2 separate regions of the Homo sapiens genome follow, and region 2 is linked to region 1. A link is a loop called in an ENCODE intact Hi-C map of the cell type or tissue named here. Cell type or tissue: transverse colon. All regions are shown on one strand. Each heading gives the region's core, and the rest is flanking DNA. Links, peaks and the distances in the headings are about the cores only. Region 1 has its middle 630 kb from the start of LINC02270. Region 2 has its middle 180 kb from the start of RAB28.

Region 1 (15,323 bases), core at 4,591-12,590:
TGTAACAGTTCCCTGACAAGAATTGTCAGATTTAGCAAGTCAAAATACAGGCCACCCAGTTACATTTGGATTTCAGATAAACAACATTTTTATAAAGATAAGTATGCCTCCTCTAATATTTGAGACACGCTTCTGCTAAAATATTATTTGTTGTTAATCTAAAATTCAAATGTAACTGGGTACTCTCTGCTTTATCTGTCAATCCTACTCCAATCCCTCATGGATATACACATGCTATGTTTAAAATTCTCACTTGTCACCTTTCTGCACTTTATATAGTTAAATCCCCATCACCCCTAGACACTGACTGTTTGTACACTTCTTAATTCATATGTTGAAGTGTTGACTCCCAGTGCAGCTGTTTGGAGGCAGGTTCCTCTATGGAAGTAAGTAAGATGAAATGAGTCCATAGAGGAGAACCCTAGGCCGGGCGCGGTGGCTCACGCCTGTAATCCCAGCACTTTGGGAGGCCGAGGCAGGCAGATCACGAGGTCAGGAGATTGAGACCATTCTGGCTAACACAGTGAAACCCCGTCTCTACTAAAAATACAAAAAAATTAGCCGGGCGTGGTGGCGGGCGCCTGTAGTCCCAGCTACTCGGGAGGCTGAGGCAGGAGAATGGCGTGAACCCGGGAGGTGGAGCTTGCAGTGAGCCGAGATCGCGCCACTGCATTCCAGCCTGGGTGACAGAGCGAGACACCGTCTCAAAAAAAAAAAAAGAAAAAAAAAAAGAGGAGGACCCTAATACAGTAAGATTACTGTCTTTATAAGAAGAGACACCAGAGGGCGTGTTCTCTCTCCCTCCCCACCACCATGGAACACATGCACAAAGAAAAGGTTACATGAGCACACAGTGAGGCGGCAGCTGCCTACAAGCCAAGAGAAGAGGCCTCAGGAAGTAATCTACCTTGCTGCCACCTTGATCTTGAACTTCCCAGCCTCTAAACTGAGAGAAATACATTTCTGTTGTGCAAGCCACTCTATCTATGGTATTCTCTTATAGCTGCTGGACCAGTCTAACACATCCCTTAAAGCAGCACACCAGGGACTAGTACACAGAGTACAATATATAGTCAGGTGTTCAATATTTATTGAATGAATGACAAGTCTAGTCATTTTGGATCCTGCGAAGTGAAACAGGTACCCACCTTCTGTTCTATGAATGAATATGTCTTAACCTGTCTCTGCTGGAATCTGTCTTAACACATCATCCCATATTGTCAATGCCTGCTCATTTGTCTGCCTACTACCAGGGGCCTTGGAAAGCAGGGACTGTATGTCATTTATTCATTGTCATGCATCTAACATTAAGCAAATTCCCTCCTATGCTGTTTGCAATTTCCAATGAAACACACTCAAGAAAAAAAAGTGGACTTGTAATGTAATGTGATATTAATCAAAGCTCTTGGGACTTGGAACTTCGATAGTTCTCCTTCAAGTTCCCCAATTCAAATCTTCTCTCACCACCCAGTTTGGAGACAATCCACGTATCTGAGCACACATGTCCGGGCACTGCTGGGATGAGATCAAATGTTTCCTGTCAGAGCTGGGTCTCAACAGCCCTTGGAGGGCTCTCAGTGACCCCTAGAGCCGGTGTGAAAGTGGACCAGCAGCCAGATGGCTTCACGTTTCCACATTCCTTCAGCTTGTTTTCTTACTGTGGCAGATACCCAAGAGCATCCCAAATCCTCAAGAGAGATGGGATTTCAAGAAAATCTCTTTCTTTTGCAAAGCAAGAGATGTGAACTCTTGAGCCTGATGAAGAGAAATATGATTTAAAACACTGACTACAGGTTTTCAAGCTATCAGCAACAATATAAGAAAAGTACCCACACAGAGAGTGTTTTCTCCCCCCAACATTCAATTCCACCTGGGGGCAAATGAGCCACACATATCCACTGCCGAGGATTAAGACAGGTCAGGGATCACAGAGTTGTGGCCACGTAAACAGATTATCCTGTTTCCTGAGACATCCTTTATGCTGCAGCTGCCTCCTTGGAGGAAGATCGTGAATCACATTGTTCTTCTCTCTTCCATTTGATCCGACACCATGTAAACAAGCAATGTTGAATGAGAAAGAAAACATTTCAGGCAAATGTTGGAATTGCTTACCTTGTACAAACAATCTGCTTACTCAGTAACAAGGTCTTACATTAGAAAGGGGCAGTTTTGGCGGTGAGTATGTTTGGGTAAATGAATGAGAAACAATTATTTAACACCAATTATGTGACAAGTATTGTGGTTTACTCTTCCCACATGTGATCTCATTTCATCCAAACAGCCACCCTGAGGGGAAGTGATAATAAATGGTACTGCTTTTCACAAATTATAAATGAGAAAACATATATGAAACCATTTAGTAATGGGCAAAGTCAGCATTTAAACCCATGTCTCTCTAAATAGGTAATTTATTTAACAACTCAGTAAACACTTATTTGTAATTAAAAATGCAAATAACAACTATTGAATAAAAGAATGAATGAGTCATTTCATTTGATCTTATTTTATTTTTAAACTAATGAAGCTGAGAAACAAAGACGTTGAAGAATTTGCCTACTTCTACAAGTCTTATAAGTGTTGGAATTTTGACCTTTTCTCTCTCACAAGGCAATTGAAAATTTCAGAAAATATTATGATGATGGGATGTCAATAAGAAATTACAATGAGCCATCATTTGGGGTAAATTAGTCTTAAACAAACAAACAAAATGTTCCTTGACAAATTTATAAATGACTGTCCTAAGAAGTCATAGACCACTTTGAGGTTATCAGGCAGTTCATTGACACATAGGTAGAAAGTAGAGACCAAAATGCTGAAAAAGACACTGCCAAAAAAATAGCCACCAAAATGAGTGAAACATTTGTCTCAGATTACATAGTGGTGATAAAGCTGAGAAAATTGTAATAAAATGGCCTACCTTAAAGATTTGTAAGATCTTTCTTCAATGTGCTTCACGTAAAAGTTCTCTATGTAGGAAGATAGGTCAGATGCAAAGGTCCTGAGCTCCAGGGTAGGTCTGCATGTGTTTATATCTCAACTCTACCAAATACTAGGTGTGAACCTTAAGAAATTCCCTCATATCACTGGGCTCCAGAGAATGGGAATACTAATTATATCTACTTCATTTACTGTTATGAGGATTTAATGAGACAATCCATTCAAAGCATATAGAAAATGCCTGATGTATTTAAATAGAGAACATGCAATGACTAAACGAAAACATACCTTATTAAAATTGTTTATTTTACATCATAATATGAAATGGTCTCATTTCATTTTAAGACAATAAAATTGTGGGCAGACATCTTCTGATGTTAAAATTATGATTCTATCACCATATCTTTTTGAAAATCTGTTTTCCCTATTAATGATCTAAGAGTTACTTTGCCTAGAACACCATCACTAACCAAAGCAATCAGGAAGCTGAGGAATATCCAATCAAGTACACATCAGTTGTGGTGTTCCAAATCCACACTATGATATTTATAGAGGGAGATGCGCTGACACTATAAGCGATAAAGTAATGGTGTATTGTAGGGGAAAGCATTGAATTAAGAATCGCTGTTGAATTGGTCAATTCTTTGCTTAAGTCACATTGCCTTTCTGAGTCTTAGATTTCTTAGATATTTGAAACAGGGGCTTGGGCAAAATTATGTCTATGGTTCCTTCCATCTCTCAAATGGAAGTTATTACCATTTTAGTGTTGCCTTGGTAATACCATACAAGTATTAGTATCAATTATTATTATAAATAATTTGAGATCTTCTCCTTCCTGAATCACTGCTACAGTCATTAAACTCAATTACCTCATTATCTAAATTCACATGAATTATAACCCTAAAAGGGATGTATGTGTAAAAATGGCTTTAAAGAAACCAATGTGTCACCTCATGCATTTATAAAATAATCAAAAGTGCTGAGGCCATATGGTAAAAGGTCCAAGGTTCGCTAACTCCTTTCCCCAGTCTCTCCTTTTGACTTCCATTTCTATCCCACGTCTTGGGGTATTTATTTATCTTAAGTTTAGATGAGGCCCTGCAATCCCTGAAGGAGACATGGAAAGATTCAGTTCTGAAGAGGGACTTGGGAGAAAACCATATTTCATGCCCATTGGCATTTGGGAGGCTGTCGAACTGTCTGTTGGGAAGTTTCTTGCAGAGTAAAAACAGAGAGTTTGAGGGTGGCCAAGCATTTGACTTCCCATCTGACTTGGGTGCGTTGTTGAAGCTCTCAGCACCTCCAGCTCACCATCTGCAGGATAGATCATCAGAATGTAACAGACCATTTATTCTGATGACCTTGTTTTATTGATGTAGAAATTGAGGCCCTGAAAGTAAAGCAATGTTCCCAAGGTCACAGCATGAGTTAGAATTTCCAATCAGAGACCACATTCTCAGCCATCCCTTTCCCTCTTTTAAGTCAAGCATGAGTTGGTGACAAGAAAGAATTCTGATAATTGTGGGTAACAGTGCACAATTCAATTACTTTGTGGATTTTTAGCCACACAATGAATTTAGTTTGCTGCAGTGGCAAGATTATGGGCATAGGTTTCAAGCAGACCTTAGCTGAGTCCTTATTTTTTATTCAACAGCTGTGTATTTCTTTAGCCTATGGGCAACCTTCTGTTTCCTTCTTTGTAAAACAAGGATAGTAATATCTGCTTCCTGGAATTTTTACTACATTAAACTGTAATTTGATAGCATATCCTAAGGAGTGGAGCATAGTGCTAGACACAGTGAGGACTCTAAAAAATCCTTGTCTCCTCCTACAACCTCTTTGAGGCTGTGATAATCACATTTAGAGTTCAATCGTTATGCATTTTTCAAAGAACACCTGGAGATAATTCACACAATTCTGCCTTTTAGATATTTATTTTAGTCACACTGTAGAAAAATTGCCACTAAAACTGCTTTAGCAAGGAATGAAAAGTGAATCCTGAAAATAATAGTAAGAGAACACGGGCACACAACCACAAATACACATCACATGTACATATTTACTTCAATCTTCCTCTCCCAACATCCATCCACTCCAAAGAAAACCACTAAAAGAACAGGTAAATTATTTTTATTTTTAAAGGCATAAATCTGTAGGACAAAGTGGAGAGAATGGAGCAACAATTTTGAAAGCTGGAAAGCAGATGCCTGATCTGCAGTAACTAACTTAGCAGGCGCACAGAAACCGATCTTTTTGCTGGCAGTGAGGAAAGCTGAGAAACAAGTTGATTTACACCATCGAACCCATTAAAGGCTCAGAAATTTGTTGTATCATGTACTTCTGAGTACAGGAGAGAAGGTGGGGCAACATGCAAGAGATGCAGTTGAAACACTGTCAAAGTCTATCAGATCCCTAGATAGCTCCTCTTGTTCATATAGCATTCCCCTCACCTAGGTAGAAGGAGGGCTTATTCCTTAGGAAAGGTAAAACAAAGGGTCAGTTGATAGACGAATGATGGGCGTAGTTAGATATGAGAATGGGAGTGTCATCGTGAAAACATAGCAAACCAGTGAAAGTTTGCATACTGTTGAGATGTTGAGACCTGCTTGCCTTTTCTCCACGTGGAGCTTTTGGAGTGCTGGCAGCCAGATATGTCCTGGAGACTGAAAGAATCTTCTCTAGAGCACCGAGTTAGTCTAAGGGAAAACACCTGGCTTCACGGATTCCCCAATGTAAACCCCTAGCTAAGTCTATTTTGAAAAATTGAAAGGACAGACCCCTTTGACACACATGAAACTTCTCACCAAATATCAGAGCCCATCCTTAGAAACTGGTAATCACCCAACGTCATTTGATATTGAAAAAGAATATCTAATGTAAAAGTCAGAAACTAAATAGTAGGAGGAGGTAGGAAAAGGAGAAGGGAGAGGAGAAAGACAAAACACACAAACCCAGAGGGGAGAGAATTTACAAAGTACTGTCATTAGTATCTTTCAGATAATAAGAGAATATATTTAATCTACAAATAAGAACAGGAAGCTATGAAATAGGAACTCTCAAAGAGGATTAAAAAGAAATCCTAGAATTATGAGAAATAAAAAAAATATATAGAAATATGGAAGAAAAAGATAAAGAAAAGTCCAACAGAGGCTTTTGAAGATAAAATTCAGGAAACATTATATAAAAAGTTGAAGATAATGACAGAAATGAAAAATGAATTAAAGACAAGAGAAAAAAACATTATGACACATCCAAGAGGTTCAACATCCAAATATTTTGAATTCCAGTCAGGGAGAGTAGAAAACTGAGTGATAAAGATTTCATTAAAAAAAAAGTCAACACAGTTTCCCCAAATCTGAAGTACATGAATTTCTGTTTCAAAGGGCTTAGCACGCTGCATGGGAGCAAACCAATACCAAGACATGAAGAACTTTCAGAATATTGAAGAGAAAATAAGATACTTACATAAAAGATATATAATGAGAATCAAATAATATCGCACTTCTCACTGTCAACACATAAAGCTAAAAGGAAATGGGAAAATGCATTAAAAATTTCTAGGGAAACTGATGTGTCCCCTAAGCACAGATGATCTCTCAATTTCATATAAAAATGCAATAAAGGCTTGGCCTGATCCCAGCACTTTGGGAGGCCAAAGTGGGAGGATCACTTGGGCCAAGGAGTTTGAGACTAGCCTGAAAACATAGTGAGACCCTATGTCTACGAAAAAAAAACATTAAATAAACCAGGCATGGTGGTGTGCACCTGTGGTGGTCCCACCTACTCAGGAAGCTGAGGCAGGAGGATTCTTGAGCCCAGGAGAACAAGGCTGCAGTGAGCCATGTGCCAATGCACTACAGCCTGGACAACAGAGCAAGACCTTGTCTCAATTTTAAAAAAAAAGCCACAATAAAGATATTTTCAGAGAGAAAAGGTCTCACATTTTCCAATTATTTATCAGCAATCACCTGGCAGACTTGATTTTCTTTTTCTCTAAATGAGGAAATAAACCAGGAAATATGATCCAAAATCCAAAGAGGAGATCCAACAAAAGAGAGAGGCAAAATTGATTTCCACAGTGAAGGGAACTAATGGGGTTGCCTGTGCAGTTCCAGAGAGCCACGAGGCCAGGCAGACGCAGGCAAGAAGAAATTTCCTTAAGAAGATGACATTTTAAATTATCTAAGGTATTTGTCTAAAGTATTTTTGTATATTCAAAGGAGAATTAGACAGTTGGAAGAGAATTCAGAGTTGAATTAATCATTAAGCACATAGAAAATAAGCCAAATTGTTGACTTCATGGGTTATTTCCTACGCAGGAAAGTAAATATAATTACATTATATGGATCACATAAAATAGCATTTATACATTAATAATAAGGGCATAATCAGTATTTACCTAATCAAAATTGCTAGATAAATATATGGGGAAGATAAAGCAATAGAATTTATTAGAGAGAATGAGAAGTAAAGGGGAAAATGGTGGTAGTGGGTGGGTGGGTGAAAGAGAACAAAATCCCATCTTCTATTTTGGGAAGTCAGTACATAACACCTAAAACAAAATCTAGAAGTATAGTCATGTCATTTGAAAATACAGGGCAAATATCACAGAATTAGCTTGAAAAAGTTACAAGCAGCCGACACTAGGAAGAAGGTGGAGCAGACCTGCTGTTCTTACCGAGTCTTGTATTGGATCCTTTTTAACCATATGCATGTTTACTTTTGATAAAAATAAAAAGGAAATTAACTACTGTTTTCCAGGCTTCCTCTTTAAGATATCTGTCCAATCTCCAAACTATTAACTGGAATACTAGTTATCATTTTTGAATTGCCTCATTTTTTTTCTACTGGAACCGTGAACAATGATATCCATGCAATCAACTAAATTTGACGCACTGTTTCTGTTTCTTCTCGTGTACTTTAAATGTAAATTACCAATAGTACAATTAAGAAGTGCTTGTTGATGTATCACTCAGAATCTTACCTTACAGTTATCTACCTGTTGCCCCACACTAAAAGCATTTTTTTGAACAGAATCACTCCTGAAAGGTAAGTTATTGCTTTCAAATAACCACTAGAGGGAAATGTTGCTCTTTTTACTAAGTAGTCACAGTCCGCTAGGGAACAGTTTCCTCAAGCAATGAGTAGGAATTATAAAGCCATGGCTTGCGTCATTTTTCCCTTCCTGGAGTGTAGAATCCTGAAGCTTGAAGGGAGCTTGCAACCCATCTAGGTCAAGCTCCTCTGACCTCTCCCTTTCGGCACTAAAAGAAACCAAGACCCAGAGAGGAACAGCTTTTTTAAGTCATAGGATAAAGGAAGCAGAAAAACCAAGTGCTAAAGACAAAATTTCCTTATTTACCTAAGCTGGGCAAATCTGGAATGAAACAAGAGAGTAACTCAGAAGAGTTGGTTTTTAGTTCAAGATCATTAAGCAGGGATTCGATAGTAAGAATTAGCACTGGTTAAATGTTTGCTGTGTGCTGAGTATACCTGTTACCATGTGCTGGGACGACTTTAGATGTCTGCATTCTTTATTTTTATCCTGATCAGAGTTGTGTGTGGTAGAAAAAAATATTTTCTATCCCTTTTCTACAGATGAGAAAACTAAGCCACAGAGAGTTTAAGTCACCTGCCCAGAATCAGACAGGAAGTGATTGCAGACCAGGGATTCAAAACTAAACAACGTAGCTCTGGAGTTCATGACTAATCATTCTGCTTACTGCCTGTCAGTGGAAGACCTGGAATTTATCTGTGAATGTGGAAAAAGCTATCACTCCTTCCTGGGGAAGTGGCCTCACCTCACCCTTTGGTCAGATGAGACGACGTGTCCCATTGACCACAGAGATCCTTCAGGATTTATCAAGGTGGTAGACAGAGCTTTTTAAAGGACTGATTTCTTTCTATTCTCAATGTCTCCCATGATGCCTGGCTCAGAGGACTGGCTCATGAAATGTTAGATGAGTGAATAAATATGATCCTAACGACTTCACAAACAAATCAGTTGTAGAGAAAACATACTGTGTCACATCTTGTCATTCATAAAATTTAGGAAAATGCCACAAAACTATCTTTGTCCACTTGGTCTCACTTAACATTGTAGAGTTGATCCAATCAAATGCCTAATTCTACCTGATTTCCCCCCAAAATTTGTAATGCATTTTGTTCAGTCCATAAAGCATAGTCTGTCACTGTGTACATAGGCAGGCTCCTAGGCCCACTGCATTGTGTTATTTCATGAGCTGATGTAGCTGATGTGTCACTGCCTTATAAAACACCTGGGGTCTTTATCACTTATTGCTGTGGGCCCAGCCAAGTCTTCATCTTCTCTGTTGATGGAACTTTGAGCTTGTTTAACTCACCATTCCTCACAGCACTGAGGCTTAGGGAGGGGAAGGGCTCCTATTTAAAAATAATAACCATGTACAAAGAGGAGGATTTAACAATGGAGTTTACAGCTAGGGAAATTTCCTTTGCACAGAAGGAAAACACACTTCATGAAAAATACCTACAGATTTTCAATCTTCCTACTGGAAGGTTTGAAGTCATTTAGTGCAATTCTAGAAATGTAAGGGGTTAAAATGCCCATGTCTTGCCCCCAAACCAATTCATCCTTTACCTATATTTAGAGACAGGGTCTCACTTTGTTGCCCAGGCAGAAGTGCAGTGTAGTTATCATAGCTCACAGCAGCCTGACACTCCTGGACTCAATCGATCCTTCCACCTCAGTCTCCCTAGTAGGTAGGATTACAGGCACAAGCCACTGCACTGAACACATTGACTTTATTTTGGTGAATGTTAACATATGTATAAATTCTTGTAATCATCACCACAATCGAGATACAGGACTGCTTCATCACACTAAAAAAAAACTGATATTTCTTAACACCCAAACCTCTCTCCTCTCTTATACCTGGTGAACATTGATTTGTTCATCAGTACAGTTTTGACCTGCGACTGCTATATAAATGTAACACAGAGTGTATAAACTTTGAGACTGTCTTCTCTCACTCAGCATAATGCTTTGGGGATTCTTCCAAATTGTTTGGTGCGTCTATAATAGTCTATTAGTTTTTACTGCTGAAAAATATTTTATTGTATGTGCATTAGTCTGTTCTTATGCTGCTAATAAAGACATACTGAGATTGGGTAATTTATAAAGGAAAGAGGTTTAATTGACTCACAGTTCAGCATGGCTAGAGAGGCCTCAGGAAACTTGCAATCATGGCGGAAGGGAAAGCAAACATGTCCTTCCCACCGTGGCAGGAATGAGAAGTGCCCAACAGAAGGAGGGAAAGCCTTCAGATCTCATGAAAACTCACTCACTATCAAGAGAACAGCATGAGGATAACCACCCCCATGATTCAATTACCTCCCACTCAGTCCCTCCCAGGACATGTGGGGATTATGGGAACTACAATTCAAGATGAGATTTGGATGGGACACAGCCAAACCACACCAGAAGTACCACAATTTGTTTATCCATTCACCTGCTGAGAGATACTTCAGTTGTTTTCAGTTTAAGGCAATTATAAATAGGACTGCAATAAACATTCGTATGCAGGCTTTCTGTATGAACATAAATTTTCATGACTATAAGATAAATACCTACATGGACAACTCCTGGGTCATCAGATAAGTGTATGTTTTACTATACGATAAACTGCCAAAATATTTTCCAGAGGAGCTGCATCATTTTGCTTCCCCACCAGCATTGTATGAGAGTTCCAGTTGCTCCGCATGCTCATCACAGTAATTCATAATTCTCTCTCTTTTTTTTTTTTTTTTGCAATTTTAGGCACTCTAATACTTATGAACTGTTACCACATTGTAGTGTTAACTTAAATTTCTCCAATGAATTATGATGCTGAGTATCTTTTAATTGTGCTTATATTTTATACACCTGCTTTGGTGAAGTGTCCATGGAAATATTTTACCCTTTTTCCAAAAAACCAAAAAAAAAAATAAAAAACAAAATAGGTTTTGTTTTCTTATTGTTGGTTTTCAATAATTTTAAACTATATTCTGTATGCAAATCTTTTGTCAGACATATGATTTGTAAATATTTTCTCCCAGTCTATGATTCTGCTTTTCATTCTTTTAACAGTACCTTTCAAAGAGCAAAAGTTTTGTTGTGCTTTGCTTTTTTAATTTTGATAAAATCCAATTTCTTACTTTTTAAGAATAATTATGATTTGTGTTTTGGTGATGATATCTAAGAATATCTTGCTTAATGCTAGGTCACAAAGATTTTCAAAAAGGTTTGTCATTTAATGTTTTACATTTAAATCTGTGATTGATTTTGAGTTAATATTTATATTAAGTAAGAGACTGACATTGAGGTTCATTACATTGTATTTGAATGGTTAATTTTCCCAAAACAATTTCTTGACAGGATTATCTATTGTCCATCGAACTGCCTTTGCATCTTTGTCAAAAATCAGTTGGCTACATATGAGTGGGTATATTTATGGATTATCTTCCGTTTGATGGATCTGTGTGTCTATCCCTTCAATGCCACTATGTCTTAATTAGTGTAGCTTTATAGTAAGTCTTAAAATCAGGTAGCATGAGTATTACAACTTTATTCTACTGTTTTAACCATTTATAACCTTTCTGTAATAATTTTAGAAGCCTTAAGTATGATGCTAGCTCTTGGTTTTTTGGAGATGGTTATAGGTTTAAGAAAGTTTCCTTCTACTTTTAGTTGTCTGACAATTTTTGTCATAAATGATGTATTTTGTCAAATGATTTTTCTATATGTATTGATATGATCTCCTTTTCTTCTGCAGGTTGTTAACATAATGAATTACACTAATGGATTTACAAATATTGAATCAGCCTTGCATTCCCTAAAAAATTCCATCTTGGTCTTCTGTATTATTTTTATTAATATTTATTACTAGATTTGGTTCTTTAGTATTTTGTCAATTTTGTGTCTATTTATATAAGGGATTTGGTTTGTAATTTTTTCTTTTGTTTTATATCTTGTTTTGGTACTATCATTGTCTGGTTTTGGTATTAGAGTAATACTAGCTTCCTAAAATAAGTCAAAAAGTGCTTACTCCTCTATTTCTAGAAGAGATTGTCTGGAATTGGTGTTACTCCTTTATGCAATTGGTAGAATTATTCAGTATATCCACTTGATCAGGGGTTTTCTTTATTGAAAGGTTTTAATTTATGAATTCAATGTTTAATAATTGTGGCACTATTTGAGTTATTTATGATATTTTGAGTAAGTTTTAGTACTGGTTTCTGAGGAATTGGTAATTTTATCTAAGTTATAAAATTCATGTACATATTATTTATAGTACTTTTTATTACCCTCTTAATATTTATGAGTTCTGAAGGAATATCCCAGTTTTTTAATTTTTTATTTTTTTTTATTGGGGAGTACCTAGTAGGTATATATATTTATGCAGTACATAAGATATTTTGATACAGGCATGCAAATCATAATAATTACATCAGAGTAAAAGGGTTTCCATCACCTCAAGCATTTATCCTTTATGTTATGATCCAATTACATTCTTTTAGTTATTTTAAAATATACAATTACATTACTATTGACTACAGTAACCCTGTTGTATTACCAACTGCTAGGTGTATTATTCATTAGTAAGTTCTATCCAAACTTTTCTTGTCTTTCTTTTTCCAGCTTTATTTTGGTATATAAATTTTGTTCATCTTTAGAAAAGCCAGCTTATTGTTCAATTTTTTTCTACTCTTCTTCTATTTAAAAAATTATTGATTTATATTTTTAAATTATTTCCCTCCTTCTATTTGCTTGGGTCCATTTTGCCCTTTTTAGTTTCTTAAGGTAAGAACAGATATATTGATTTGAAGCTTTTCTTCTTTTCTAATATAAATATTTAATGCTATGAATTATTCTTTAAAAACTGCCTTAAATGAATTTCACAAATCTTGATATGTTTTATTTTCATTTTGATTCAATTCAAAATATTGTTCTAATTCCTTGGGCCTTCCTCTTTACCCAAAGGAAATAAAATCAGCCCTCATAGAACTATCTGCAAACCCACATTTATTGCAGCATTATTCACAAGAGCCAAGTTATGGAAACAATGTAAATATCCATTGATGGATAAACAGATTAACAAATTATATACATAAATATGTATATGCATATATGTGTGTGTGGATACACACACACACACACATAAGAATATTATTCAGCCTTGAAAAAGAAGGCAATCTGGGGCCGGGTGTGGTGGCTCACACTTTGGGAGGACAAGGCGGGTGGATCACGAGGTAAGGAGATTGAGACCATCCTGGCTAACACAGTGAAACCCCATCTCTACTAAAAATACAAAAACAAAATTAGCCAGGCGTGGTGGTGGGTGCCTGTAGTCCCAGCTACTTGGGAGGCTGAGGCTGGAGAATGGCATGAACCCGGGAGGTGGAACTTGCAGTGAGCCAAGATTGCACCACTGCACTCCAGCCTGGGGGGCAGAGCGAGACTCAGTCTCAGAAAAAAAAAAAGGCAATTTGGCCATTTGCTACCATGTGAATGGACCTGGAAGGCATCATGCTAAGTGAGATAAGGCAGACACAGAAAGAAAAATACTGCATAATCTCAATGATATCTGGAATCTAAAAAAAGAAAATTGAATACATAGAAACAGAGAATAAAATGGCAGTTACCAAGGATAGAGGTAGAGAAAGGAAATGAGAAGATGAAGCTTAAAGGATGCAACTTGCAGATATGTAGGATGAGTAAGTCGAGAGATACAATGTGCAACATGAAGAATATGCAATCATGTGTTGCTTAATAACTGGGATATAGTCTGATAAACATGTTGTTAGACAATTATGTCATTGTGTGAACATCACAGAATATACTTACTCAAACGTAGATGAGCCTACTACACACTTAGGTTATATGATATAGCCTATTACTCCTAGGCTGCAAACCTTACAGCATGTTAGTATACTGAATATTGCAGTCAATTTTAACACAATGGTAAGTATTTGTGTATCTAAACATAGAAAATGTACAGTAAAAATTAGTATTATAATTTTATGGAGCCACAATTATATACATGGTCTGTCATGGACTAAAACATCATTTTGTAGCACATAACTCTAATTATAATATTGTATCCTATACAGGAAATTTGCTAAGACAGTGGACTTTAGACTATTTTAAGACCAAAAATGCATCATTATGCAAGATGATGGATATCTTAATTTGCTTAGCTATAGCAACTACTTCACTATTTATATTAAAACATAATGTTTTGCACCTAAGATGCATACAATATTTTTTAAATCTCATAAAATACTTAAAAGCATGCTGTTTAATTTTCTTTTCTTTTTTCTTTTTTTTTTTAATTGAAACGGAGTGTCACTCTGTCCCCATGCTGCAGTGCAGTGGTGCGATCTCGGCTCACTGCAACCTCCACCTCCCGGGTTCAAGCGATTCTCCTGCCTCAGCCTCCCGTGTAGCTGGGACTATAGGCACACACCAACATGCCCAGCTAATTTTTGTATTTTTAGTAGAGATGGGGTTTTGCCATGTTGGCCAGGATGGTCTCGATCTCTTGACCTTGTGATCCACCCACCTGGGCCTCCCAAAGTGCTGGGATTACAGGCATGTGCCACTGCACCCAGCCTATTTAATTTTCAAGTGTTTGAGAGTCTCCTGTAATCTTTGTTATTGATTTTAGTTTAATCTATTAGAATGAAAGAGTAACATTTGTATGATTTCAAGTGATTTTAATTTTTAAATTTGTTTTGTGACCTGGAATACATTCTATCTTGGTGAATGATCTCTGTCCACTTGAAGACAAGGATGTACATTCTTCGGTTGTTGGTTGATATGTAAAACGTCAGTGTGAAAACATCCAGCTTTGATGATGTTGTTCAGTTTTTCTATATCCTTGCAGACTCAGTATCCACTGAATCTATCAATTACTGAGAACGGAGGTTGAATTACTGAGAGCAGAGGTAATACATCTAAATATAATGGTGGATTTGTATACTTCTTTCAGTTCTGTCAAATTTTGTTTCATATGTTTTGAAATTCTATTGTCAGTACTTATTTTACACATTGAGGACTTTTATGGCTTCTTGAGAAATTGACCTTATCATTATGTTATGTCTCACTTTATCCCTATTGTTCTTTGCTCTGAAGTCTACTTTGTCTGATACTAATATAGCTAAATGTTAACGATAGTTTTCTTTTTAAAAGAAAAGCTTTGTTCTGAAAACAAAATTCTTTAACAGTTATTTTAGAGGAAGTCTGCTGGCAACAAATTCTCTTAGTTCTTCTTTATCTGAGACAGCTTTATTTCACTGTCATTTCTGCAGGAATTTTTCACTCGATGGAGTTTGACTGTGTTTTTCTTTAGGCCCTTTAAAAATGC
Region 2 (15,323 bases), core at 3,124-11,123, 450 kb after region 1:
AGTCTCAAGTATTTTTACTGATGGACTGTGCGATCAAGAACATCTTGCTTATTTGGCTAAACTAGCATTCCTGTGAAAGTCTGTCCACTGTGAGTTCCTTAAAATAAACCTCCCATTACCAGGGTAACCTGGAGAGGTCTCCCCCTAAAACCATGAAAACCGAGTTCAAACTCTCATTCACCCATAGCCCTTTATTCCTCAGAGACTAAGCATGCATGTTTAAGACTTAGGTTGAACTTTTCTATCCTCCAAAGGGTGGCCCAGCCTAGTAACTATTTTAGAACAAACACATCTCATCCAACAACTAAACTAAAGCTCCCACCTCAACTGATCCATTCGACAGGATCTGGCCAATGTGGGAGTAACCCATTAAGGTGTTGTTAGGGTGGTTCCTTCTGATAGCTGTCAGAAAGAATCTCCATGCCTCTCTCCTAGCTTCTGGCTCCTCAATTAAAAAGTATACAGATGATGTGCTTTACAAGTTGCCCAGTTTTCTTTTTCCATAATGTCTGCCAAGTTGCATCAAGGTCTGTAAAACTTGCAAAAGGTCATGTAATATCAGCTCAGTCTAAAGTGAAACTGTCAGTGAATTTCAGATGATGGCTCTTCCAACTGGATTAGTGAAGTAGAGGGAAAAATGTGAGCAGATATCATAAATCATTGATTTCATTGACAGCAGCTACTATGCATTAAGTCCTTACTATATGCCACACCCTGTGTTAAGTGTTTTACTTACAGACATTATTTCCAATAATCCTGATTTCAACCCTATAAAGTAAATGGTGCAATTATTTCCAATTTACAGGTGAGGAAACTGAGTCTCAACGTCACATAATTACTATATGGAGGAGGTATAATTTTAACAAGATCCTAACTCAAAATCATGTGCTCTTCTATTCACAATAGCAAAGACATGAAATCAATCTAGACGCCCATCAACAGTGGACTGGATAAAAAAACTGTGGTACATATACACCACGAAATACCATGCAGCCATAAAAAAAGAACAAAATTATGTCCTTTGCAGCAACATGGATGCAGCAGGATTATCCTAAACAAATTAACACAGGAACAGAAAACCAAATACCACATGCTCACTTATAAGTGGGAGCTAAATATTGAGTACACGTGGACACAAAGAAAGGAACAACAGACATTGGAGCCTCTTTGAAAGTAAAGAGTAAAAGGGGGGAGAGGATAAAAAACCTACCTATAGGGTACTCTGCTCATGTACCTGTATGATGAATTAGTCTGTACACCAAACCCCCATGATATGCAGTTTACCCATGTAACCAACTTGCACATGTACCCACTGAACATAAAATAAAAGTTGGAAGGAAAAAATAAAAATTAAAAAAAAACTGAAAGTATAAATGGTTAAAAAAATAACGTGCTCTTAAAAATTTTGCTGTTTATTGACCTTTTGGCTGCTTTTATAACACAATCACAAGATGCATGTTGACGAGTGAGTTTTACACACCTCATCTCATACAAAATCTCAGGGTCAAGTTGAGCGGTTCTCAAACTTGTTTCGATGTTGCTGAAGCACCTGAAAGTCAGGCAAGATATCAAGAAGTGGTTTTACAGTTAATGAGACTTTACAAACAGTTCTAGGAGCAGATAAATATACACGTTCATGAAATTGAGTCTCACCCAGAATGAGGATCCACAGAGGAAGTAGCCATCACAGTGGGTATCGGGGAGCGGAACCTTCATCCTTAATCACTCACTTGCTACTCTGTCATTTATTTTGCTGTCTGTAAAGACTTGCAAGCAGACATTCAGGTAGGTCAACAGAGTTTCAGGAAAGATTATAGGAGAAAGACTTAAAACTAAGAAAAGCTCATCCAGCAGAGCACAGGGCTGAGAGTGAGACCTCCTGAACTCCAATCCTGGTTCTAAGACTTCCAAGCTGACTGCATAGCTCAGTTTCCTCATCTGTGAAGTGGGAAGAATATTTCTAAATACCTTCAATGGCTATTATGAGGATTAAATAACATGTAATGCACTAGAATAGAGTACCTTTAATGTAAGTAACCAATAAATATTATCATCTAAATAACACATATAATGCACTAGAACAGAATACCTTTAATGTAAATAATCAATAAATAGTAATTATCATCTAAATAACACACGTAATACACTTGAACAGAGTACCTTTAATATAAAGGTACTCTAAAGAATACTGTTAATGTAAGAGTATCTTTAATATAAATAGTTAATAAATATTAGCTATCATCTCCTTATCATCATAAATTTGCTTTTCCCACAAAATTGTAAAGGCCTGCCATTATTCTTGGTTTTCAGCTGAACATCCATGTTCTATAGGATCATGTATGAGGACATCACTCTGGATTAATATGTATACAGTACTACAAAGGATTGCCTTGATTTGACATTGATGACCTCAGGGGTTTCGGACTAAAGAAGGGTATAGGGAAAGATTAGAAATTTTTCTTCCAGTAACTCTGTATTTTTGGTTTGTTAAAACTGCATATATCACTGTTGTAATTTTTTAAATCTAGTAACATAAAAGTCAAGTTACCATGACTTTAAAAATCAAAAGGTGAAATCATCATTACCTTTTCCAACACATCCCACATTCAATAACATCAAGGTTTGTGTCCATGGGGATGGAGAGGTGATAATAATAATAATAATGGCTGAAAGCGCAAGGCACTGTGCAAAAAGCCTAACACAAAAAAGCTTACTGGAGTTGTGACACATTACACAGATTTCAAGATATAAAGCCTCCAAGGCTGTGTTTGCCAAAAAAAAGAAAAAGTAAAACAATAACAATAAGACATTTCTGCATTTCTGACAGAGTGCTCTTATTCCTGCATTTTCCTTATGATTGGTGGGCTTTGCCTTCAAGCATCCCCTGCTCCCACCTATTCCTTCCCCTCCCCTCCTCCCTCTCACCCTCCCCTTTCTCCTGCAAACAAGTCAGGGGAGGCAGGGAGTGTGAACACAGTACATGGGAGGGGGAGGACAGAGTTCACCCTGTTAAAAATCATTAATCATCTTGAGGTCACCAGGCCTGAACACATTTCCTTCTCAAAGGCTGTCCTGTGGGCGATCTGTCTCCTAACAGGTTTTGTAATGCTGAGTTGTAAAGTGTTCCTGATGAATTATTGTTGGCGCTCAGTCCAAAGGCTTGAAGTCTCAAGTCCATGAAAAGAAAAAGCAGACCCTCTCTCCTGCGCCTGTTGTCCATGGGGCCAGCACAGGGCTTGCATTGTGCATGAGGGTGGATGGCCTGGAGGCCCCTCATCCCTGCAGCCCAGACTCCTGGAGGGGCCTAAGACAGACTGGCTTTTATCACTACACATGGACATATGGGAGCTGGGTGTTTGAGGGCAGGTCACGCCTACTCCATGCCCCCTCATAGCGTACCTCTAGGAAAGGGCAGGATTTGTGTTCCCATTTGACAGATAAGGAAACTGAGGCCAGGGCTATATTATGGCATGTCCAAGGCAACCCAGCTACTTTGTGGCAAATCTAGGATTAGAACTTAGGTCTCCAAACTGCTACCCATTTCCCTTTCTCCGTGCCACTTGCCCTGGGCTACAGGGCTTTCAGCGATGTGGGGTCCTTTTCCCTATAGGATCTCAGCTGACATGACTGCTGCCTCACCTAAGGCCTCTGCTCCAGCCCCCCATCTGCCTGAACTGCTCTGCTCCTAGACCCTCCCATGTGCTTCCAAGACCAATGTAAGGTCCCACTCAGAGAGGCCGTCCTGACCACCTGGTCTGAAATCACCACATCTCTCTTGATTGCAACACCCTACTTAACTTCTTCAGTGCATTCAGCACTTTCCAACGTTCTCTTGTTTATCTGTTGTATATTTGTCCTCTTTGTCTCTCCCTCTGCCATCCAGCTCCACCTCGTTCAGATTATCAGCTCAGGAAGGCAGCCACCATGTCTCTCTTGTTCTCCACTTATGGCCAGCACTGAAATAGTAACTGACAGGTGCTCAATAAATCTGTGGTTAATTAATTAACAAATCAAAATCAAATCATTAACAAATCAACAAATCAAAATCAAAATTAACAAATCAAAATCAAATCATTAACAAAGCCGTACTTTTGCATAAAGTCTTTTTAAATGTGCTTGTGTGTGTGTGGATGTCTCTTCTCTCTCCCCCCATATATTTATATATTCTAAAGCACTTTCACAATAACATTTTATTGTCACTTATCCCACATGTAGTAGGAAGAACAGGCATTATTATAACCATCTTACAGATAGGAAAGTTAAGGCTCAGAGAAATTTGGTAACTTTTCCTCTTGACCTTAATTTTTTTTTTGAGACAGGATCTTGCTCTGTTGCCCAGGCTGCAGGATAGTGGCATGTTCATAGCTCACTGCAGCCTCAACCTCCTGGGCTTAAGAGATCCTCCCAACCTCGGCCTACTGAGTAGCTGGGACTACAGATACACATTACCATGCCTGGCTAATTATTTGATTTTTATTTTCTAGAGAAAAGGTATCACTATGTTGTCCAGGCTGGTCTCAAACTCCTGGCCCCAAGTGATTCTCCTACCTCAGCCTCCCAAAGTGCTGGGATTACAGGAGTGAGCCACTGCACCTGAACTTTGACTCAAAAATTAGAAGACCAGGATGCTCCTGCAAGTTGCTTGCTAGGTAACCTCACAAAGGTCTTTTTCCCTTTTGGAGCCTCAGTCTCCCTATAATAAGGGATTGTAAATTAAAAGATCTCTAAGGTTCTCTCTGGGAATAATATTCTTGGATAGTGTTTCCCAAACTGTGTGCTTGGAACCCTAGTATCTGAGGAGATGGTAACATGTTTTCTGTGGAACAGTCTGGGAAACACTGTTCCAGTATTGGCTTTAAGTTTACTTCAGGCAGGGACTGGATCCCTGGGTACGGTTTGTCAAGGCTTGGAGCAAAGAGTGAAAAAGGAACTAAATCTCTCAGCTCCTATACTGTCAACCACATGTGACTACTTCCCTGGCATCATCCCATTTGACTTTAAAAACCCCTAGAAGTAGATATTCTTCTTACTTCCACTTTATGGCTTGGTAACTAAGTGAAACTCAGGAAAGTCAATGAGATCATGTGTATGGCAGAGGATGGTTGTTCAAGGAGTTGACCTCAAAGGGTCCGTTCAAACACTTTAAAGGGGAAGTAGAAAGCTTTCTTGACTTGTGTTTGATTTGCCACCAATTACAGGGAGCTGCTGCTTCACTTCCACCTTCCAAATGTCAAGCAAGTGTATCTACTAACTGAAACATAGCTCACACTCTAGCTGCAAGGGAGTCTGGGAATTGTCATTCTTTATGTCCCTGTGGTGCAAGATGGCACATGTCAGAAGGATGGTATTGGTGTTAAGTGCCAATGACCACATTCATCATTTATCCTATAGTGAATTTGCTTTCAAAGCTGCTCTCCTCCTGGTCTCTGAAAGTCTGAGATGTGAACTGGAGAACTGAGGACAGGGAATTGGTGTAGGAATAAATTTGGAGTAGAGGTGGCAATCCAGGTCAAGATGAAAACACAAAGCTCCTGCCCAGCATTGCAGCAAAACAAAAGAAAGATGAAGAGAAAGAAAGGAATCCAAGCAGCAGTGAGGGAAGGGTTCGTTGTCTCAGACAGAAGCCACCTGAGGGGTTTCATCTGGGCTCCTCCCTTTCTCACTGTGTGATCTTGGGCATCTTCTCTCTCTCTCTCTCTCTCTCTCTCTCTCTCTCTCTGAAACACATTTCCTTTATCTTTCTCTTCCCTTTGGTTTTAAGAATCAACTGGGTCACAGTACACAGACATAATTTGTTTACTGTTAAGGAATGCACAGATGAAAGAAAATATGATCATCTCCCAAACAGCAAAGCCAAGTGGCCTCAGCCATTTGTCTTTAAAGCTGCGCTCATTTAACCTGGAACATCCTGTAAGTGGCAGAGACATCTTTCAACATAATTTCAATTCAGAAGAGCAAGATTTCATGTGATTTTTATTTTATAGTAATCTGATTTCTAAGAATCAATATGTCTTACCTTTATAATCAAGAAAAAATAAGTTAAAAATACAATATCTTGATCAAAATAAAATGCCCAATTATAATCTGTAATCTGTAATCTCTCTCTCCCTCACACACACACACATATTTTTACAATCACAACTGTGACTTAGCATTTATAGCATTTTTATGGGATCATAGAATGTTTGAGCCAGAAGGATCTGAAAGCTCATCTATCCAACCATGTTGTGAGGACCCAAGAAATCCACAGAGAATGTGAAGAGCCCCCAGAGTAGAAGGGATGGTAACCCAGACGTCTCCTCCTGCCTTCACCAGAACGTTTGGCTTTCATCAATTTTATATTTTAAATTTGCCTGCATGATTCCATTTCAAAAAGAAATCTCACTGCAACACACACAAATATGAAAACCGGTGGATAAGCTCAAAGCTTCATAGCTCTGCCGTTTCTCCAGTGGGGAAGCTGAGGCCAAGAAAACTAAAAAGCCCATGTGTAAGCCCCACAGAAGCACAAAACGGGGTCTGGAACTGGAATTCTGATTCCTAACCTGCTTTCCCCACCGGAAGAATCCCAGGCTGGGCGACCCAGACAGCCATGGCTCTGATCCAAGGGGCAGATCACTATTGGTACTGTTTGTTTGCACAATATATAGTATTGTTTAAGTTCTGAAGCTCAGCGACATCCCCTGGCAAGACTCTGAACTGGAGCCCAAAGGAGAGCGCTGTGGTCGTGGAAGGAGAGAGCCACGGCGAGGAGAGGGTGGCTCCTTCCAGGGGGCGGTGCGCTCTGCCGTTCCGCGTCATATCCCTTGGCAGTATTGTAAACACAAGTCCACTGTATGTTTTTAAAACGTGAGAAGAAGCAGGATCCTGCCCTCGTGTTTTGACATCGCCTGCAGGGAGGGAGAATGGGACGAGCAGATCTGGCCTGTGCAAAATGTAATTGCTTTTCCCACCTGATGGTTAATCTCAGGCGGGACGGGCTGTCCCACAGGCTCTCAACCTGAGCCGCCCACACCCGGGTGCAGGGCGAGGGCCATGGACTCAGATCCTCGGCCACTGCAAAGTTGCCAATCGTGTGCTCTGGGGCTTTAGGGGTCATTATTCTCACCTGAAAAATGAGAGTTGGCCTAGATCAGGGATTTCAAGCTGTCAGAGAGACTCTGGTTGGATCCATGTTACAAAATGGATGTCCTGGTAAGATTTAGGTTGAAGTTTCCGCTACGAAAAGGAAGATGGAAATCCAGGGGACTCAATGTTTCTCACAGCTCTTTTTCTCTAAAGTATTCTAATTCGAGATTTTACTTGTCTTTAAGGTGAAAGATGAAACTAAAAGAAGTTTCATCTCCACCCAAGAGAGATGGAGAAAGGCATCCTCAGCGCTCAGAAAGTCATCTGAGGAACTCAGGGTCTGTGGAGCTGAACCTTGGCAGCCCACTAACCTCCCCTCAAACCCACAGTTAGTTGCCCTCTCCTCTCCCCTGAGTCAGCACTTCATATCTTGCACCAATAACACTGCCATACAGCTCTTGTGTTGCACTGTCCCATCTCTCCTGCCACTTCCTACCTTCATCTTCTATGAACTGCCTGAACCCCCTGGCTGTGTCTTATTCCTAGATGAAACCCCCATATCCAGCACAGTGTCTGGGACATTGTAATTGCTCAATAAATGGATGTGGAATTGAATTGCATCTCAAAAATTGGCCTGACTCTCAAACTCAGCATTCTAAGGCTCACTTTTAAATATATGCACTTTCAAAGAAATATTATGGCTTGGTATAGAGACAGAATTCATTCAACCACTAAGCAGATGTTGAGTATCAACTATAAGCCAAGTGCTACTCCAAATCAGGGGATACATTGGAGACTAAAACAGATTCAGTATCTGGTGGAAAGCTATTATAAAAGAATAACAGAACTGTATGTCTAGTGAGGGTTGAAAGGGCCTCTATGCCCAGAGAATACATCTTTCTGCTGTCATGGTTCACATGCGGAAGCTGTCCAAAGCCTCAGAGAAGGAGACGTCACCAGCTTTGGTTTCTTACTGACACAAGAGGCTCCCAGAAAGGGGCACTGAAATATTGAATGGAGTTTGGTTGAAGAGGGCACCACAGAGAAAATACACAAAACAAGAGGGAAAGACTGGGTATCTCCCATCTCATTTCCTATCCCAAAGTCTGTGGCAAGTGGCAGAAAAAGTGAGGATTTTGACAGTCCAAGTTGCCTTAACCTCTCTGAGAATGTTTTGGGGAAAAGGACGTGAATTTTGTTGGTGATGTGTTGAGCTGGAAGTGGCTCTGGGATCACCAATGGTGGGATCCAGAAGGCACATAAACAACCAGATCTGGAGTTCAGCAGAGGTGTTTGAACCAGAGAGAGGGATTTTGGAGTTGATTTGCATGTATGGGCTCCTTGAAGCCATTGGTTTTTGTGATGACTTCCAGGGACAAGAGGATGTAAAGAAAAGAATGGAGGCACTTTAAGGAAGGAGCCAGGGGGAGCACTTTCATTAGAGAGGCCCAGAAGATAATATTCCTAGGAGAAGGATTTTCTCCTCTATGCTCCTGCAGGGCCTCGCCTGAGCAGCCATTGTGTCACTCCTATCAAACTGCCCAGGGAATCTTTGTTTTGATGTCTCTCTCCCTCTAACTATTGTAAACTCTTTGATGGCAGGCCAAGGTTTAAACCATCTTTGCATTCCCAGAATCTAACCCAGTGTTTGTTTGTTGAATGAATAAAGGGATGAATGAAGTCTAGAAAGCACATCCTGTGAGAAACAATAAAAGGATCTGTAAATGTTGCCTTGGAGAAGACTTGCTTCAGGGAACCCAGAAAGAGCTGACATATGGGAAAAGGCAGAGCACCATCATGTTATTGTTGAAAGATAATTATTTTAGCTCAGGACTGGAACTGTCTAGTGATGGAATAGGCCATCTGGTGAAGTAGTGAGGTCTTCAATACTGAGAGCGTGTAAGCTGTATTAGTCCATTCTCACACTGCTAGTAAAGACATACCTGAGGCTGGGTAATTTATAAAGGAAAGAGGTTTAATTGATTCACAGTTTAGCATGGCTGGGGAGGCTTCAGGAAACTTACACTCATGGCAGAAGGGGAAGCAAACACGTCCTTCTTCACATGGAGGCAGGAAGGAGAAGTGTGGAGCAAAGTGGAGAAAAGCCCCGTATAAAACTACCAGATCTCATGAGAACTCACTCACTATCACAAGAATAGTATGGGGGAACTGCCCCCACAATCTAATCACCTCCCATGAGGTCCCTCCCCCAACACGTGGGGATTACAATTCAGATTACAATTCAAGATGAGATTTTGGGTGGGGACACAGCCAAACCATATTATAAGCAAAGATAGGTGTCATTCTCCCAGGAGGAGTACATTGAATGGGAGCCCAACCACACCTTCTAAGGAATGCAGCTCTCAGGGTCTGTGATTCCAACATGAATGACATCCAGGCAACTCCTCAACTTTGCCAGTTGACTTCACAAGGGAAAATTGAAGCCCATCATTAGCAAACAAAGAAGAGATCTCTGAAGGTTATGGAATCCATTCTATGGAATTTCCAGGCCAGCTGACCCAACTTTTCCCTGAGCATTCGAGGCCCTGAGAATATGGTCCCTGCCAGTCTCTTCAGCCTTCCATCCCACTAAACATCATGATACCGGCATATGTCTACTTACATATCTCTTCCACTCCCAGCCCTCACTCACATTTGATGGGAAGCCCTTTGAGAGGCAGGACCAGACCTCAGGTACTCATCAAACAGCTGTGTTGCAATGGTTAAGAGCACTGTGCTATAGTCATATTATCTTCATTGCTTAGTCTGTGAGTCAGACACTTGTAAGACTATTGTGAGGATTAAAGGGTTAATACCCATAATGTTCTAGCATGGAGTAAGTTCTCAAAGCTCATATTATTATATGAGTTTCTTCTGTACCTGGCAAAATGCCTGTCAATAAAGGTTTACTGAACTTAAAATAAATATACGTATATAAACAATTAAATATGGTTGTTGCCATCACTGACCAATCAAGAAACATTTATTAATCTCTACTATGCACCCAATACCTTATTGGATACTGGAAAAAAAAAAAAAAGAAGTGAAAAAATACACAGTTTTTTATTTCCAAGGATTTTGCAATCTGGTGATAAAGACAAATATCATTATTTTAAATTAATAAGTCAAAAAATAAAATCTAACAAAGCCTTTTAAAGTAACACATACCAAGCACATACCATGGATCAAGCCCTACTAGCCTTCGTAGGTTATCTTATTTGATTAAGTTTTGAATTGTGAGGGACCTTCAATTAATGCTTTGAGAGGGAAAGGGAAAGTCATGTGGGCTTCCTCAATAGGGTAAGTTTGGACTTTCTTGAAAAGTGCCCTTAATTTACTTAATATTCTTCCAGTTGCCGTGAACTATCCCAACAATTTAAACGAGGTAAGATGGGGATGTGAGGAAAGGGGAACTAAGCCCTGGCAATATGATTCATATTTAGGGCTTAAACCCTTTATCAATGTTAATTCATTTCATTCCAATCTTAAAGCTACTAAGTAGGTATGGTTTTCCCCCGGGGGAACCCTGAAGTCAATCTTCTCACTCCTCACCAATGTGAATGAAGATCTATAGAATTGGAAATGAGAGGGAAATGTCAGGGGTCCTGTCCTCTGACCTACCAAGAGCCATAGAGCACAGTGGGCTTTGGCCAGTCACACAGAAAAGATTCCCTGCAGACCCAGCTGCTGATGGGATTATGTGGGAATTCACCATCAATGTCCTCACAAAAGAAAACATAAGCACCATTGATTACCTTCTAATAACTATTTTATTACATATTTTATATTTATGAAATGGCACTGGGAGAGGGTTGTTACTGTTTTTCTAATGCAAAGCAGATGGGCCTGACAGAGGTAAATGGGGCTTTCTGGGTGTGTCCCTGAAAGTTTGTGTTTTCCCGGAAGGTTTTGAGCCAGAGCCAAGCCAGATCCAGAAGTTCCCATCCAACCCTGTCTCAACACATGACTTTCATTAACAAAATTGCATTGCTCTTTTTTGCAGAAAGTGGTACTATTACTAAAATAAAAACATGTCTATTATGGATCAATTGCCACCTACGTGGAGCTGAGGAGCACTTAGCAAGAAGAGGGCAGGAACTGAGGAGAAAAAAGAAAAGCTGATCTTGCAAGAAGGCCTAGCCACTGGGGCTGGGCAAGAATGAGATGGATCTGATTGCACCTCTAGCATGATCACCCTGGGCTAATCTACTGCAGAGAGAACTTGGCCCTCAAAGAGCTTTCATTCTAATCATGAAACCAGCCCATCCCACTTGTGTGCATCTTGTCAATGGAAGCCAGTGCAAGCACCACCAGCGGCCTTCCTTCTAGGCCCACCCTCTGGCCCCTCTTGGACTTCTTCCTTTGTTCCTGACTTTGCTTTCTTGCTGTATCCTAATAACAGCTCATTCAGCTTCTAGCTTCATGCTCACTTTTAAAACTTTAATTTGCATTTCCTGACTTGGTCATGGTCATGCTTTGTACCACTAACAGGTTCTACCACCCCTGATTTGCTCAGGTTGACCCCTGCCTGACTAATACCCACTCCTGTGCCCCCACCCAGAGGTCAGCCTGCCCATGTCTTCCAGCCACTCCTAACTTAACCTGTTACCTTTGCATGGTAGAAGACACTGATTATCCTCTAAGCATATTCACTTCTTAAAGAAATTTTCTTTAGACTCTGAAGCAACTTAAACTTTTTATAATCTAAGATGTCCTCATCTTGGTGGAAGTGCTTTTCTCTATATACCTATAATTCTTAAGCTTTTGGGTGCATGAAAATTAGCCAGGGGAGAAGCAGGAAAATGAATTCCTGAGTACTATCTTCAGAAATTCTGATTCTGTAAGTCAAAATGGGCCAAGAATCTGCATTTCTTGTGGAGAAACAAAAAAAAATCTACATTTCTAATGTAGGCAGAACCTGGGATGTACTTTGAAAAGCACAGCCTTGGCTGTGCGTGGTGGCTCACGCCTGTAATCCCAGCACTTTGGGATGCCAACGCAGGTAGATCACTTGAGGCCAGGAGTTTGAGACTAGCCTAGTCAACATGGTGAAACCCTAACTCTACTAAAAATACAAAAATTAGCCAGGAGTGGTGGCATACACTTTTAATCGAAGCTACTCAAGAGGCTGAGCCACGAGAATCACTTGAACCCAGGAGGCAGAGGTTGCAGTGAGCCAAGATTGAGCCACTGCACTCTAGCCTGGATGACAGCAAGACCCTGAAGAAAGAAGGAAAGAAAGAGGGGAGAAAGAAAGAGAGAGAGGAGAGGAGAGGGGAAAAGAGGAGAGGAGAGGAGAGGAGAGGAGAGGAGAGGAGAGGAGAGGAGAGGAGAGGAGATGAGAGAAGAGGAGAGGAAAAGAGTAAGCCTTAAATTGACCTCATTTGCCTGCACTGGTAAGTGGGCAGATGGGGAAATGATGACAATCTTTTGCATTTGTACAAAGCAAAACCTTTTTAACCATCACAGCCATCTGTCCTTTCTATCCTTCCTCTTTCTCTCTACTATTAAGGGTATTATTATGTTTATTTTATAGATGAGGAAAATAAGGCTCAGAGTATGTAATCTCCCAAATGCTGGTGCTAGAATCCTAGCATAGGTTCTGTCTCCAGTCTGGAGCCTCTCCTCTGAACTCCAGACAAATATACCCCCAACCTGCTCAATATCTCTGCTTAAAATAGCTAATAGTTGTCCAATATTAACATACCCACAAATAAGCCTTTGTTCTTTTCCCCCAGATGTGTTCATCCTGGTATCTTCATCTCATTAATGGCAACTCCATCCTTCCATGGTATCAGTCCAAATCCTCAAAGTTATCCTTAATCTGCTGTTTTACAACCCATATCACTCCCTTCCAATATATCCAGAATCAAACTTCTCACCACCTCCCCTGCTACACCCTATCCCACCATCATTTATCTCCCCATGGGTTTCCCTGCTTTCAGCTCTGCTGCACTCTTAGTCAGCTCTGGCTGCCATAACAAAATGCCATGGAATGGGTGGCTTCAACAACAGACATATGTTTCTCACCATTCTGGAGGTTGGGAAGTCAAAACTCAAGGTGCCAGCACCCTCGGTTCCTGGTGTGGGCTTTCTTCTTGGGCTGCAGACAGACGTTTTCTGTCTGTGTCCTCACCGGGCAGAGACACAGAGCTCTGGTTTTCTTCCCTTTTTTATAAGGATAGTAATCCCATCATCAGCACCCCATCTCCATTATTTCATCTAAATCTAATTCCCTCCCAAAGTCCCCACTTCCAATTACTATCACATTGGGAGTTAGGGCTTCAACACATGAATTTTGAGGGGACATAATTCATTACATAGCACCACTTAGGTCCATTCTCAACCCGGCGGACATAGGTAGCGAGTTATGTCATGTTCCTCCTCCACTCAAAGCCTCCAGTGACTCTCAGTCACTCTCTGAGTGAAAACCAAACTCCTTACAGGGGACTACCAGGTGCGGAGCATCCGGCCCTCATCCCTGCCCTCATCTCCCACTGCTCTCTCTTTATGCACTTCAGTCCAGGCAAACTTGCCTGCCTGTTCCTCCAACATGCCAGCCACACTCTTGCCACAGGCCTGTCCCACCATCACTCCCATCCGCCTGGATTGCTTTTCCTCCAGAGATCCCTGTGGCTCGCTTTCTCACCTCCTTCAGTTCTTTACTCAAACGCCATCTGAGTGAAGCCTTCCTGAACTGAAAATTGCTGCTCCCCACCCCCCTAAACACATACACATTCATGCACATACATATGCCCTTTTCCTCTTTATTTTCCTACACTACATATCAACCCCTCATGTAGAATATGGTCTATTTAATTGTTTTGTTCCTGATCTTTCTATCCATTCCAGACCATCAGCTCCATGAGGATGTGGACATGGGTTGTTCCTCACCGTCTCCCCAGTGCAAGGAACAACCTGGCTGACATCAGGCACTCACTCAGTAAATATGTCTTGAATGAATAAACTGAAGAATAACCCAGGTCTTGACCAGTGGCCTCTCGACCTGCCCCTGACTCTCTGTCACTTTAACAAGGGCAGCACCCTCTCACTGCCCCTAAAGCAAATGCTCAGGAAAGAACCTACTCCGAGCCCTTAACTATGGGCTCCTTGAGGACAGAGACCACGTGTTATTCACCTCTGTATCCTTCCAAGCATCTGAGATGGGACCCAGTTCCCATTAGGTGTCTGAAAACTCTATGTTGAAGTGTTGAATGTGACTTTTTTGTAGGGTTATTTGCATTAGAATATAATTTCTTGCCCTAAATGAAAATCTACTCTCTGTTGGAAGAACCTCAAGCCACAGAAAGAAGGTGGGAGATGGCCCCATGGTGACATGAGAGGCAGCTTTTGTTGGGAGCCCACGGTAAGTTCAGAAATGTGAAGAATGCTGTGGTCCCAGGGATATGGGCTTTGGAGCCAGGCAGGGTGTGACTCCCAGCTCTACCCACTTGTACTCTGGTCACATTTACAGTCAACTTCCAAATTTCAGTTTTCTTGTCTATAAATAGAAACAATCCCTCCCTCATAGACTAAGAGCATTAGGAAGCAAATTTTTATAAAGACTAGCACTGAATAGGCACTCAGTAAATGGGAGTTTTATTACATTCTGGTCCCTGACTTTAAAAATATAATCTAATTAGAGAGAGAAGACTAACATACAAGAAACAATTTAAGAAAAATGCAAGTCAGAGCTTGGCCCAGGACTAAGCAGCATGGTGCTCATCAGAGGAGCTGCAGGAGTTTGGAGGGCAGCAGCAATTCAGAGGGGCTCTTGGAGGACATGGGACCTCCTTGGCCCTCAAAGTGGGAATTTAGGAAGCCAGAGAATGGAAAGGATTCTGGCCCGGGCCACAGCAGGACAGCATTAGTCATTAAGAGGAGCATTTGGGAAAGTGAGCGAAAGACAGAAAGACGAAAGAAAAGAAAGAAAGAAAGAAAGAACGAAAGAAAGAAAGAAAGGAAGGAAGGAAGGAAGGAAGGAAGGGAAAGAAAGAAAGAAAGAAAGAAAAAATCAAAGAAAGAAAGAAAGAAAGAAAGAAAGAAAGAAAGAAAGAAAGAAAGAAAGAAAGAAAATGAGCGAAAGACAGAAAGAAAGAAAGAAAGAAAGAAGGAAGGAAGGAAGGAAGGAAGGAAGGAAGGAAGGAAGGAAGGAAGGAAGGAAGGAAAGAAAGAAAAGAAGGAAAGAAGGAAAGAAAGAAAGAAAGAAAGAAAGAAAGAAAGAAAGAAAGAAAGAAAGAAATGTATGCCTGCTT

The links. Peaks named below come from ENCODE experiments on the same cell type or tissue, not always from the same donor. Only the 100,000 strongest peaks of a DNase experiment are listed, where the experiment ranks them.
Region 2: it touches region 1 in a loop (4-fold over the local background); 3 of 110 quality-filtered maps call a loop at or near these places.

The regions. Positions count from the first base shown.
Region 1 is chr4:12,844,443-12,859,765 of GRCh38, forward strand. No RefSeq gene overlaps it. Among named protein-coding and RNA genes, the nearest start is that of LINC02270, 630 kb to the left of the region's middle. In transverse colon, for the core only: a CTCF peak has its summit at 8,017 (motif pointing right); no DNase peak of the experiment used is centred there; H3K27me3 peaks cover 369 bases.
Region 2 is chr4:13,292,088-13,307,410 of GRCh38, forward strand. No RefSeq gene overlaps it. Among named protein-coding and RNA genes, the nearest start is that of RAB28, 180 kb to the right of the region's middle. In transverse colon, for the core only: no CTCF peak of the experiment used is centred there; a DNase peak (open chromatin) is centred at 6,824; H3K27ac peaks cover 1,821 bases.